Regions from separate parts of the Homo sapiens genome. Here region 1 is linked to region 2. A link is a contact called in ENCODE Hi-C or POLR2A ChIA-PET data. All regions are on one chromosome and are shown on one strand. Each heading gives the region's core, a stretch centred on a gene start or an enhancer-like site at or near the end of the contact. The rest is flanking DNA. Distances are from core to core; before and after follow the strand shown.

Region 1 (7,386 bases), core at 3,616-6,115, 120 kb before region 2:
TTTTTTTTTTTTTTTTTGGAGACAGAGTCTTGCTCTGTCGTACAGGCTGGAGTGCCATGGCGTGATCTCAGCTTGCTGCAACCTCCGCCTTCTGGGTTCAAGTGATTCTCCTGCCTCAGCCTCCTGAGTAGCTGGGATTACAGGCACATGCCACTGTGCCTGGCTAATGTTTGTATTTTTAGTAGAGACGGGGTTTTGCCATGTTGGCCAGGCTAGTCTCAAACTCCTGACCTCAGGTGAACCGCCCACTTCGCCCTCCCAAAGTGCTGGGATTACAGGCGTGAGCCACCACACCCAGCCTTAGTATTGTATTTTCTAGCTGTCTATTCGGCATCATTTCCATGTAATGTCTGGTAGATATCTGCAACTCAGCATGGCCAAAACTAAACTCTGGATCTCTTCACTGCCCCAGTGCTCCTCTTCCCACAGACACCCCAGCTCAGTAAATGGCAGGCCCTTCCTTCCTGCTACTTGGGCCGAAGCTCTTCGAGTCATGCTGGACGTCTCTTTCATACCCATGTTCGGTCATTTACCAAATACTATCAGCTTGATTTTCAGAATTTACCCAGAATCCAACCACTTTTCACTACCATAGTCTGTCACCTTTACCAAGCCACTAGTCCTCTCTCACCTGAATTATTGCAGTTGTTTCTAACTGGTTTTCCTGTCCCTACCCCTACCCTTGCTCTATAGTCTGTCCCACAGCAGCTAGAATGATCCTTCTGGGACAGAAGTTCGTCCATGATTTCCGCTCCAAACTCTGCATTGGATTCCCACTCATTCAGGGTAAACCCTAAGTTCTTAGAGTGGCCCACAAGTCCCCATGTGATCTGGGACCCACCCCTCTTCCTCCAACCTCTCTGGTGTCCTCTCTTCCCACTGCCCCCCTCGTTCACTCTGTTCTTGCCACACCGGCTTCCTCCCTGATAACTGCTTCCACCTTTGGGGCATTTGCACTAGCTCTCTGTTTGGCTGGAATATCTCATCCCCTGGGTATCCTCATGCCTTATCCTTCACTTTCTTCACGTCTCAGCTCACATGCCCCCTTCCTTAGAGAGGTCTTTTCTGATTGCTGTATATAAGGAACAACACCCACCTCCTTCACTACACAATCTTGTCCCCTTACCCTGTTGTGTTTTTTTCCATAGCACTTACCTGACAGATACTTGTCTTTCTCATTCTATTAGAATATAAGCTTTGTGAGGGCAGGAATTTTTGTCTCTTTTGTTAACTGCTGCATCCCCAATGCCTGAAACAGTGCTTGGCATGAAGTTGGCATTCAGGCCTTCTTGTTGAATGAATGAGGAACTGAATAAAAAGTACACCGGATTTTTTTTTTTAATCAGTCAATATAAGAGCTAGAATTTGGGCGCATGGAATTGAATAGTCTCTTTCAATAATGAAATCGTGCCAGTTTTTCTCTGTGTTATATATATGGGAGCTATACTACTTGTTTCTTTAATTTATAGGGAGATTTTTAACTTGGGGTCCTTGGACAGGACATAAAATGTGTCCTGCAAGATTATCTATAATTATTTTCCTTTATTAGGAAATCTGCATGCTGCCAGCTCCCCCAGTGGGGCTTTGAGAGCCCCATCACCAGCGTCATTTGTTCCAACTCCTCCCCCATCCTCGCATGGAATCTCAATAGGACCAGGGGCCAGTTTTGCTAGTCCACATGGTGAGTCCATACATGGAAATCGATATAGCATAAGAGCTTGATGTGAAAATAATTTTTGTTGAGTAAATTTTTTCATTGCAAAATTAATACTTGTTTATTGAGGAAGTAGCAAAAATATTGCTCAAGCAAAAAGAAAATCAAATTTATCTAATCCCACCACACAGAGGTAACGACCAGTGAGTTTGTCTCTGCCTTGGACTCTCCCTTGCTGTCTCCGTTGCTCTGCCTTGCCCTTCCTGTCACACATGCCCTGCTTGCCTGCCCTCTCACGTTTCTGTTATTCTCACTTGCTGTCTACCAAGCTGCTTGTCTCCCCCCTCAAATACCTGCCCTTGCCCCCCAACAATGGGTACCCTAACATATGAATTGTTTTGAGACTTGAATTTTTTAACTTTTGAACTCAAAATTTTATTTTGAATTGATTCAACTAGATAAAAAATAGAACAAGTAGTCAATGAAAGGTTTCCTTTTTATTCCACTAACCACCTAGTTCCTCTTCCCAGAAACATGTAGATATTCTTGCAGAGCTGTTTTATGCATACACAAGCAAATACATGCAAGTGTTCTTTCCCCTCTCCTTTACACACACAACAGCATACTTTACAGTGTTCAGTGCCTTTTTTCACTTAATATATCATGAGTATGATACCATAGAACATAAACAGGTTCCTCAGTTTTTAAGCTGTGTAGCATCTGGGATTTTAGTTTTTACTATTAATATTTGTGGGAACATTTCCGTCATTAAAAACTCCACATCATCATACCATATGGTGTAATAATATCCGCTTGTCTGGGCATACCATGACTTAACTGCTCTCCTATTGTTACATGTTTAGAATGTTTCCATTTTTTCACAATTAAAAATGGTGCCATCTGTGCTCATATCCATGATTATTTCCTTAAGTAAGTTCCAGAAGTGGAATTGTTGTATCAAGGGATTTGACAAATTCTAAAGCTTTCGAAACATATAACTGCTCATCTGAAAGGCTGTACCATTTCCCATGCCATCATACAAGAATGTCTGTTATCCTGCATCATCGCCAGGGAGTATTACATATTTTAAAGACCTTGGACATTTTCATAGGTGAAAAATGGTATCTTACTGTTTAATGTATTTCTTTATTAGTGAAGAAAATTGAACCTTTTTTGGTTGGTCTTTGGTTTTTTTGTTTTGTTTTGTTTTTTTTGAGACAGAGTCTCACTCTGTTACCCAGGCTGGAGTGCAGTGGTGCAGTCTCAGTGCACTGCAACCTCGGCTTCTCAAGTTCAAGTGATCCTCCTGCCTCAACCTCCTCCCCAGCAAAGTAGCTGGGACTACAGATGTGCACAACCACGCCTGGCTAGTTTTTGTATTTTTTTGTAGAGATGGGGTTTTGCCGTGTTGCCCAGGCTGGTCTCGAACTCCTGGACTCAAGCAATCCACCCACCTCAGCCTTCCAAAGTGCTGGGATTACAAGTGTGAGCCACCGTGCCTAGCCGGTCTTTGGTGTTTCTTATTTTATACCTCCCAGTTATATATGCTTTGCCTATGTTCTTGTGTTTTTTCTTGCCCATTTGTAAGACCTAAGTAAAGACCATTTACTCTCTGACATATACATGGTAAAAGTATTTTTTCAGTTTGTCATTTGGTTACAGAGGGATATAAATAATATGTTGAAGGTATCTGGAGGATGAAATTTATTTATTTTTTATTTTTGAATATCTTCGTAGATACCAATGGAGGGTGAAATTTAAATATCAAATTGTTCAGGAAGTCACTGCTTTCAAAACTTGAGTCTTGGTTCATTTCTTAGTCAACGTAGTCTAAATAAAGAATATGGAAAATTTCCTTCTCCTCATTCTACTTAGAGTAGAATGAAAATATGGTTTGTCAAAGTTGGTTTAAAAATATAATATTTCTGCCTTTAAAGGAACTCTGAGATTGTTTGCTTAATATTTTAATGCATATAGTAGCATACATTGTTACATATTACATACATTGAAGCTTGTGTGAAGGTAAATTTTATCCTCTCTCAAGCTTTATATTTTTCTAATTTTTGTATCATGTTAAAAAGTACCTTACACAAAATAGAGATTCAGGCATGACATGTTAACACACATCAAGCTTCAGTGAAACATCTTATTGGAAGAAAAAATAAAATTATTACTGTGTAAAGATTTGAATGCTGTCAAATAATTTTCAGTTATTAAAATATAGGTTTTGAGAATCATTTGTTTACCTTTTTTATAGGAACTCTTGACCCTAGTTCCCCATACACTATGGTGTCACCAAGTGGACGAGCAGGGAACTGGCCAGGATCTCCTCAAGTGTCTGGCCCCTCACCAGCAGCACGCATGCCTGGAATGTCACCAGCCAACCCCTCACTACATTCTCCGGTTCCAGATGCTTCTCATTCCCCTCGAGCTGGAACAAGTAAGTATCATCAACATTTTTATGTTCTTTTTTAGTATAACCCAAAGTGACCTATCTTGTTGCATCCTCACATTTGAAAGTCATGACCTACTTTTTGAGAGAGGATACTTAAAGGATATTACAAAGGATGCAGATGAAGAGATGCATAAGGGGAGTGCAGTTTCCATGCCCTCTGTGAGCCTTCACATGTTTGCCTATCTGGAAGTTCTCCAAACTCTGTCCTTTTGGGTTTTTATGGAAGTTTCATCACGTAGGCATTATTGATTAAATCACTGGCCACTGGTGATCAACTTTGGGGGTGGGGCTGAAACTACCAACCCTCTAATTGTGCCGTGTCTTTCCTGTGATCAGCCCCCTTCCTGAAGCTACCTAGGGGCTGCCAGCCATCAGCCATCTCATTAGCATACAAAAGGACACTTAACCACTTTGAAGAGTCCAAAAATTTTAGGATTTGTATGCCAGGAGCTAGGACAAAGACCAAATATATATTTCACAATATCACACATAATAACAGAGAAGAGAATTGTACACATTTATTGGTTAGCTTTTGCTACATTTAGTGGCTTAAAACAATATATGATTGTTATATATTGGTTCACAATTCTGCAGGTTGGCAGTTTAGACTAAGCACAGCTGAGTGATTCTTTCAGACTCTGCTGGGCAGCTCACTCATGTGTCTGTAGTCAGCTGCTGGGTTGGTTTGGGACTAGATGGCCTCAGATGGCAAGGTTTCTCTCTGCTTTGTGTGGTTTCACACTTGATCTGAGGTTTGTTCACATGGTGGCTCAACAGGATTTTAAGGCAGGGAGTAGAAGCTGAGGCCTACAACTAGCCCAGTGTCACTTCCACCACATTCTGTTGGTCAGAAGCAAATACTAGGCCAGCCAGGTTTCAGGTGGAGAAATAGAGTCCACCCCTTAAAGGAGTTGCTGCAAAGTCACATTGCAAGGGGCCTGGATATAAGAAGGAGAAAAATAGTGGCCATTTTTGCTAACAGGTTGTTAATATATGATTGTTACACCACAAGGAGTAACTAAAACAGTACAGAATGATTTAGAACATCAAAGATTTATGATGAAAGCAAAACAGGAAGCAATGAGATAGTATGTATTTGTAAATGACATAACATGTTTTCCTTCCCAAAAGGTTCTCAAACAATGCCAACAAACATGCCTCCACCTCGTAAACTACCTCAGCGCTCTTGGGCGGCATCCATACCTACCATCCTCACTCACAGTGCCTTGAACATTTTACTGCTGCCCTCTCCAACTCCAGGCCTTGTGCCCGGCCTGGCAGGTAGTTACCTTTGTTCTCCACTTGAGAGATTCCTTGGATCAGTCATCATGAGACGACATCTTCAAAGAATTATTCAACAAGAAACGGTATGGGTACCTAATGACCTTCTAAGTGGTGATTGTTAAGGGTAAAATGCTAAATTGTCCTGCAGGATAGGATCTGAACTAACGTGACATTCCTTCACCTTCCCTCCTTTAACAAGCTTGTTAGAATTATGATTTTCACCCTAACCTGGCATTAAAAATGGACTCCATTATTTTCTTTTCCATTCTTATGTTAACATATTTCTGCATTATACAGTTTGCTGTGCTGTGGCTTCTATGTTATATGGCTAACATGGACCTGGAGATAGATTTCTGCAGCACACAGGAGCACTGCGCACAGGATCTGGCCTTGCAGAGAATAGCATACCAGTAATTATTTGCCTTCTGGAGTGCCCGTGCGGGGAGGCTGATTTTGACTCTGAGTCTTTATTGAAATAAAATAATTGGCTGGGTGTGGTGGCTTATACCTGTAATCCCAGCACTTTGGAAGGCTGAGGCAGGAGGATCACTGAGCCCAAGAGTTCCAGACCACCCTAGGCAATATAGCAAGACCCTCTCTCTACAAAAAATTTAAAAAATTAGCAGGCATGCACCTGTAGTCCTAGCTACTTGGGAGGTTGAGGCAGGAGGATTGCTTGAGACCAGGAGTTCCAGGTTACAGTGAGCTGTGATCATGCTGCTGCACTCTGTCCTGGGTGATCGAGTGAGACCCTGTCTCTAAAAAAATAAAAAGAGAAAAAAAATTTGAAGAAAATTATTTATGGTTACAAGGACAAAAGCTTCTTTTTAAATATGTGAACAGGACGGGCACGGTGGCTCACGCCTATAATCCCAGCACTTTGAGAGGCTGAGGTGGGCAGATCTCTTGAGGTCAGGAGTTCAAGACCAGCCTGGGCAACATGATGAAACCCCGTCGTCTACTAAAAAATACAAAAATTAGCCAGGCATGGTGGTGCGCACCTATAATCCCAGCTATATGGGAGGTTGAGGCAGGAGAATTGCTTGAACCTGGGAGGCAGAGGTTGCAGTGAGCCAAGATCGCGCCACTGCACTCCAGCCTGGGCAACAGAGTGAGACTGTGTTTCATAAATAAATAAATAAATGAACAATTGAATTTTTAAAAACTCTCGTAGAAAAAAGACTTCTAAAAAAAAAAGAAGAAAAGAGACTTCTAACTTATCCTATGCTGATAGCCTTAGGAGATAATTTATAATTGAGAGCACCAGTTCTACAGTCAGGCTGCCTGGGTTTGTAGCCAGCCATACTACCTGCTAATGTGTGCTTAGGCAAATTTCTTCAGATAATAGTATTTACCTAACTGATAACAGTTGTGTGAATTTGAGATAGTTCATGTAAAGCCCTTAATATACTGTCTAGGCATTTTCATTATTTATAATTACTGTTATTATTGGTAGATGCATGTGCTAATGAGGTAGTCAAAATGGTGAATGTTTAGGCCGGGCACAGTGGCTCATGCCTGTAATCCCAGCACTTTGGGAGACTGAGGCGGGCGGATCACTTGAGGTCAGGAGTTTGAGACCAGCCTGGCCAACATGGCGACACCCTATCTCTACTGAAAATACAAGGCCAGGCGTGGTGGCTCATGCCTGTAATCCCAGTACTTTGGGAGGCTGAGGCAGGCGGATCACTTGAGCCCAGGAGTTCGAGACCAGCCTGGCCAACATGGTGAAACCCCATCTCTACTGGAAACACAAAAATTAGCTGGGTGTGATGGTGCACGCCTGTAATCCCAGCTACTTAGGTGGCTGAAGCATGAGAATCATTTGAACCCGGGAGGCAGAGGTTGCAGTGAGCCGAGATCGTGCCACTGCACTCCAGCCTGAGCAGACAGAGCGAGACTCTCAAAACAAACAAAAAACAAAAATTATCTGGGTGTGGTGGCACATGCCTGTAATTCCAGCTACTCGGGAGACTGAGGCAGGAGAATCGCT
Region 2 (6,596 bases), core at 3,092-5,591:
AGTGGCTCATGCATTGGAGCTTGCTCTCTCTTAGGCCTCTGCCATCTCCATGATATTTTTAAATTTTTTATCTATTGATTTAAAGAGACAGGATCTTGCTCTGTCTCCCAGGGCTGGAGTGCAGTGGCACAATCACAGCTCACTGCAGCCTCAACATCCTGGCCTCAAGGATCCTCCTGCCTCAGCTTCTGGAGTAGGTGGGACTACAGGCGTGCACCACCATACCAGGCTCCATCTCCATGAGAGTATGTCCTGGCTAGCCTGCTGGATGATGAGAAACATTTAGGGCAAAGCTGAGTTGAAGCTTGATCAGCCATCATCCAGCTGCCTCCCAAACATGTGAGCAAGTTCAGGTGAGATCAGCAGAGTCACCTAACCAACCATCCAGATCCACCAACACTCACTGTTGTATGCTCTGAGCTGAGTTGTAGCAGAAGCTAATTGATACATCCAACAGGCTAGAGGCCCTGAATTCGCCTTGGGTATACATGGGAAGGAGAAATTGGCTTTTCACATGCTTTCCAGCCAATGCTGCCCCACTGATAATATGTGTAGAGGAATTGGTACAAATTTGTCTCCCATTGCAGGAGGCCCAACAGCAGAATCCTGGAGATTTCAGGGACCCAGGGCCACAGATTATGCCATTTTGGAACTATGTATGACTTTATAATATGATCACCTACAAAACCTTAAGGGCCCCTTTATAAAAATGTTCAAAAATCACATGTGGGCAAAAAGCTCCGTATATGTAACTAGAGCCAGCTAATGTTTGTTTTAGAAACTTTCCTATTTCCTGACTTGCAAAAGTTCGCCCTTGCAGACTCAGCAGGGTAATAACACTGGTATCTGCATTAATGTCCTATGTCTATAACTAGAATCTCTTGTATCCACATAGAAGTAATTGTAGTAGTTCTCACAGCAGGGTCATAATTCTTAAATACTTAAAATATTATGTATGTTGTCTCTCCTGATGAATGGAACATTTTTTCATCTCGCTGTTAACAAACTTAGATTCTCTCAAGTGATTGAAAAGCACTTTGCAAGCCTAAAGTTCTATAAAAACTCTAAGTGATAGCAACAATAAAACCTTATTAGCCATTTCGGGCTCTGAATCAAGATTTTCAATTCTTGGCATCTAATTAAACGTTTTACATTCTAAAGGAACACGTAGCATTATACCTCACTCCAAACGCTTCCTTTCCTGATTGGGATTAGAAAATTGGTCAAGACTTTGTAAGAGGCACACAAATGCAACTCTAAATAAACATGTCTTTGGTATTGCTTTCAAACATTACAAGCCTCAGTCCTGGCTAATGTTGCTAGCTGCTGGTAGGCCTTGGGGTTGGGGGAAGTCAGTTCGAAAGCCATTGTTTTGGGATAATCTATGATGTCATTGTTGCTTTAGGGGCATTATCTTGTTAGAGGCTCACACCTATATTATGAGGCAGGTAGAATATTATCCTTACATTATCCATTTTTTTTTTTTTTTGAGATAGGGTCTTGCTCTGTTGCCTAGGCTGGAGTGCAGTAGCACAATCACAACTCTGCAGCCTTGACCTCTTGGGCTCAAGCGATCCTCCCACCTCAGCCTCCCTAGCAGCTGGGACTACAGGCATGCACCACCACACTTGGCTAATTTTTGAATTTTTTGTAGAGACGGGGTTTTGCCAGGTTGCCCAGGCTGGTCTCGAACTCCTGGGCTCAAGTGATCTGCCTGCCTTGGCCTCCCAAAGTGCTGGGATTACAGGGCTGAGTCACTGAGCCTGGCCTATCCTTAATTTATGGAAAAATGAGATACAAGGGCCAGCAAAAACCTACGAGTTGAGGCTTCAAACTCATCGGCCTTAGAAACCGAAGCGCTCTGCTACAAAATCCTAGATTCTCATATGCCTTGTTCTGCAACTCTCTTGATGTATAATCTATGCCAGCTCTGTCCAATACGGTTGCCTAAACTGTATTGTGATTAGTCCAATAGAATGGGCAATGGGGCTAGTCCAATCTGAGATGTACTATGTCAGATACACCAGATGTTAAAGACAGTATGAACAAAAAGAATTTAAAATACCTTATTTTCATGCTGATCACATATTGAAATGATCCTATTTTGGACACATTGGGTTAAGTAAAGTATATTGTTTTGGTCAATTTCACCTGTTTCTTTTTTACTTTTGTGTATATAGCTGTTAGTATTGGAGATTACATATGTGGCTTGAATTCTATGCCTATTGGGCAGGGCTGCTCTATAGGAAGAGAGGTAGAAAAGGTCAATGGTGGGATAAAGCAGTCCAGTGGACAACCTTCCAGGCCTGTCTCCAGGTTGAAGGAACTGAGTGGGGAAATTATTCCTTAGAATTAAGCAGCAAATGGGCTTGAAAACCAAATACAGCCATGCTCTTTGGATTGGAGTCGAGAGCTATAGACCGTGTCCCAGCACCGCCTGCTAGCCTGCCATGGTGAGCAGCCACTTCCAGCATGAATACATCTTTGTGACTGGGTTCTTGGGCCTTTTTGGGTTCCTTGGTGGGTCTAGTTGCCAAGAGCTGGTGGAATCTATAGTGAGCAGCTGAGAGAAAATGACCACAAAGAGAGGTAGCACAAAACACAGTTCTGTGGCTCTCGGACAACCTCCTGACAGTTCAGAAAAGGTACTGAACTTTCTCAGGGTCCCTGTTGCATGCTGGGCTTTCCGGGAAGTAGGACTCTGAAGTGGACTTTAGTGTGCGGGAGGTTTATTAGGGAGAGCCTGTGGGATCCATGACTGAGGAAGGGAAGAGAAGAAAGCAAGAGTGGGCAGAAGGAGAAGTCGAGCTATGATGCAGTCTTTAGGGAAGTCTTAGCCCACTCTATAAGGAGGTTGAAAGATTGAATGACCCTTGGAGCTGTCCCAAGATGGAATAAGAGGGCCGAGCCTTAATTCCCCCTTGTCAATCAGTCATCAGATGTGGGCTATCCTGGGAAAAGATGCGGCCCTGGCCATAGCTAAGGGCCTGATGGGGATGGGGGAAGGGTGTCTGCTGGTGGCATTCTTTGAAGCTAGGGGAAGAAGTCCTTCATTCCAAAAAAAGGGACACAGCTGGCGTCTGAATCTGGGTCCCCTAACTCCTTGTCCAGCACTGATTCTCCCATTCTGCCCAACCAGAGGATCCAAGCTGTTGTTCAGAGCAGGACATTTATACAAGGCCAAACCAGAATAATCAGGATCTGGAGCGAGAAAGGCACTTTGCAGAGGAAACAGACTGAGATTTCTAATTCTGCTCCTCTTTGCAAAAGTGCCCATTGTCTCACGGGACGTGTCAATCCTGGAGCAGTCAAGGATCATGGGAGGCTTACTAAGGATGCAGCCAAGATCTGCTGTGAGTGTGGGCCAGTGAACTTTGCTGTGTCCTCTTACACAGATGGCTCTCTAACCTCAGCCAGCAGTGTCATCAATCTAAGAAGGCAAACACGACTCATCAAAATAAACATGGTCATCTCAACTGCTGGAGAGGCAGGAGCTCCTGTACCTGTACACTCAGGAGAGCAGCGTGGTTGCTCTTGAGCTGTGTCCTTTGCCTCTCATTTTTGGCATGGTTTCCCAGCAAGAGGCCCCCGCTCATATACCAAGTACATGTTCAGGTCAAGGGCCCTCAGTGATGGCAAAACTCTCAAAAGGGGTTAGGAAGGTGATCAGTTGTTGTGGCTGCCCCGTGCTTTCTGGGGGGTGTGTTCTGAGCAAATAGTGTTGGCCTACAGGGCTGTCAAAATCTTGGGAGGCAGGTAGGAGAGAAGGGGGCAATGGTGTCCAAAACCAGCTTGGAAAATGAAGGATTGGATCCAGCAAGGCTGACTCTTCTATTTCTGTCATTGTTTTTCTTAGGCAAGTTGCCCATTTTTGTTATGGTTAACATAGGAGTAATTCAGCCTTCGCAGGGCCCCAGCAAAACCAGATGGAACCATATCTCTCCTGGACAGACGGGGGTCGAAGCTGGTTTTTCAGATAAAACTCTGTACAGAGCCCTGAGGGAGGGGGTATGGAGAAACACACGCGAAATAGAAGCCGAGTAATGAAAGCTCCAAGCAGAGCAGCACGTAATCAGACAATTATTGAACTAAGACTATAGCTTTAAGTCCTGAAACTTCTGGGTCAGAAAATTCTTCTAATAATAGTTAATAAGAACATAATCCTTAACTATAAGAAGCAGGGAAAGTTGTCTAGAAGACGAACTGCAGGTTACAGCTGAGTTAACAAACAAAAACGCAGATTTGTGATGACTTTAACCAAAAAGAATGGAACAATAGTAAACGCACTGAGGCTTGGAAAAGGGGAGAAAGCACTGGCAGGAAACAGGAAAAACCCGCTTTGCTTTGATTAGCTCTTAATGAGTTTTTGACTGAATGTAGAGCACACTCTTTTACCACCATCTTGTGGCCAAATACAGAACTGCAACCTACTTAGAAGGGTCTTTATCTCCCCTTCGTCTTTTTCTTTTCTTTTCTTTTTTTTTTTTAAAGAGACCATGGATACTGCTAACCCCCTCCTCTTTTTCTATTTGCCATTCTTGTGCCTCAGTCCCCAAAGTGGAAGCCGAGTGATTGGATTTGCCCCACCGTTTCACCTCTGTGGATTCCAAGTCCCAGCTCTATTACATGATAGAACCATAGCCTTTTTTACCTCCATCAAGGCCCTTGGCCCTTTCTTCCCCCCACCAAGAGATACACCTCCCAGCATGACCGCCTGTGGAAATGTGTGTGCTGTGTGGTGTGTACCACACATGTCAGGGGTGACACTTGATGAGGACCCAGGCAAAGTGGGGCCAGGAACTTACACAATTTTGAAATTCCACTTTAAGTAACAGTATATAGGATTCCAGGTACACACTTTAGTATGAAAAGAAATCACAAGAAATTCTGAATTTTGAACAGTTGACAAGTACCCTAAACCTCACAAAATTCAGACAATATGACAACATGTTTTTATTAATTAACTGCCTAACACACCTCTATAGCAGTTTTTAATCTTGCCATTTTTGGCTGCATACTGGTTGATCAATCTTCAGTGGGATCAATGATTCCAAAAATGTGTGTGTGTGTGTATATATGTATATATACACACACATTTAATACATTTAATATATATATTATATAGTTCATCTGAAATTAGGGCATATAAGGGCAATTCAAATGCCTTCTTAAATTTCCTCTACATTGTGCAGGGCTACGTAATTATGTAATCGAATTACTCTTATGGGATAAAAATTGACTCGTTGATAAATATGTTTCTTTAGGGCATTTTGCTGTGTCAGTGGCAATTTGGCCTGCCGTTTCATCTGGAACTGCCAGACTTCATCAGGACAAGGGACATCAGGTACTCCAAGATGCAGTCCAATTCACTGGGCTGGATAAAACATGTGACTTCACACACAGACCTGCTTTCTGTTTTTTGTACTGATGTAGGTTTGTGCCCTATAAACCAGGAATTCTGATCCATTCTATTTCACATACATTCCATCAGAAAAGAAAAATATATGGTACGTTCATAATTGTATACATTGCATCACCGAATATATTTCAGACAGGGGAGTATTTCCGTTTTGTCTAGGCTTGGATGGCAACTGAATCCTCTGCTTACAAGTTTTCATGCCTGAATTTTCCACAGAGTAGTTTCTGACTCCATACTTTTCAAACCTTGTTTCTCTTCCACTATACTTCTGGTTCTGGACACCATAAGATGGATTTACACTGAGATCTAACCTCTGGGCCTGAACCAACTGGAAAGTCGATCCAGTGGGTGGTGAGAGTTTCCCAGAAGCCATGCTGACACTGGGATAGCTAGTAATGTCTTAAAAGTACACATAAAAGGCCAGGCACGGTGGCTCACACTTGTAATCCCAGCACTTTGGGAGGCTGAGGCAGGCGGATCACCTGAGGCCGGGAGTTCGACACCAGCCTGGCCAACACGTTGGAACCCTGTCGCTACTAACAATATAAAAATTAGCCCGGTGTGGTGGCACAAGCCTGTAATCCCAGCTACTCGGGAAGCTGAAGCAGGAGAATTGCTTGAACATGGGAGGCGGAGGTTGCAGTGAGCCCAGATGGCGCCATTGCACTCTACTGTGGGTGCCAGAGCGAGAATCTGCCTCAAAACAACAACAACAACAACAACAAAACAGTACACACAAAATATTCCACTAAACCTAACTTAAATATATCCTCAACTCAACTTCCCCTTAGCTGGATATGTATTAAAAAAATCCCCCAGTCACTCCAATGCAACCTGATCTGAGGGTGAGTATGGCCACCAGGAAGTAGGAGTAAAAGGCAACAGTGGTCACAGACAGATAGACATCTAGATAGACAGATAGATGATAGATGAATGGGTAGATAAATAGATAGGTAGCTAGATAGATAAGCTACCTTCTTCCTTCAAGAATCTTGCAGACATGGCTGGGCATGGTGGCTTGCACCTGTAATCTCAGCACTTTGGGAAGCTGAGGGAGGAGGATCAGTTGAGCCCAGGAGTTCAAGACCAGCCTGGGCGACATAGGGAGACCCTGCCTCTATTACAAAATTAAAAAAAAAAAAATTAGCCAGGTGTGGCGATGTGTTCCTATGGTTCC

The links. Hi-C counts contacts between places; a loop is a spot of excess contacts on that map. ChIA-PET counts read pairs that join two places held with the same protein, here RNA polymerase II (POLR2A). Pooled maps may share reads with other maps.
Region 1: a pooled map shows a loop between it and region 2 (2.7-fold over the local background). The contact joins two enhancer-like sites. A Hi-C loop is called at or near these places in 8 of 168 maps with a recorded cell type or tissue (CD4-positive, alpha-beta T cell, CD8-positive, alpha-beta T cell, endothelial cell of umbilical vein and 3 more), 2 of 37 single-sample maps with no recorded cell type and 10 of 50 pooled maps. POLR2A ChIA-PET finds 5 or more read pairs at or near these places in 1 of 52 experiments (CD4-positive, alpha-beta T cell).

The regions. Positions count from the first base shown.
Region 1 is chrX:40,661,015-40,668,400 of GRCh38, reverse strand. MED14 (mediator complex subunit 14) reads left to right here. Exons shown (of 31, transcript NM_004229.4): 24 at 1,550-1,681; 25 at 3,912-4,094; 26 at 5,241-5,476. Among named protein-coding and RNA genes, the nearest start is that of CXorf38, 17 kb to the right of the region's middle. Within about 2 kb of position 4,865, at least 3 of the 41 ENCODE cell types and tissues checked have a DNase peak (open chromatin) inside an H3K27ac peak, as active enhancers do.
Region 2 is chrX:40,541,881-40,548,476 of GRCh38, reverse strand. No RefSeq gene overlaps it. Among named protein-coding and RNA genes, the nearest start is that of ATP6AP2, 36 kb to the left of the region's middle. Within about 2 kb of position 4,341, at least 4 of the 41 ENCODE cell types and tissues checked have a DNase peak (open chromatin) inside an H3K27ac peak, as active enhancers do.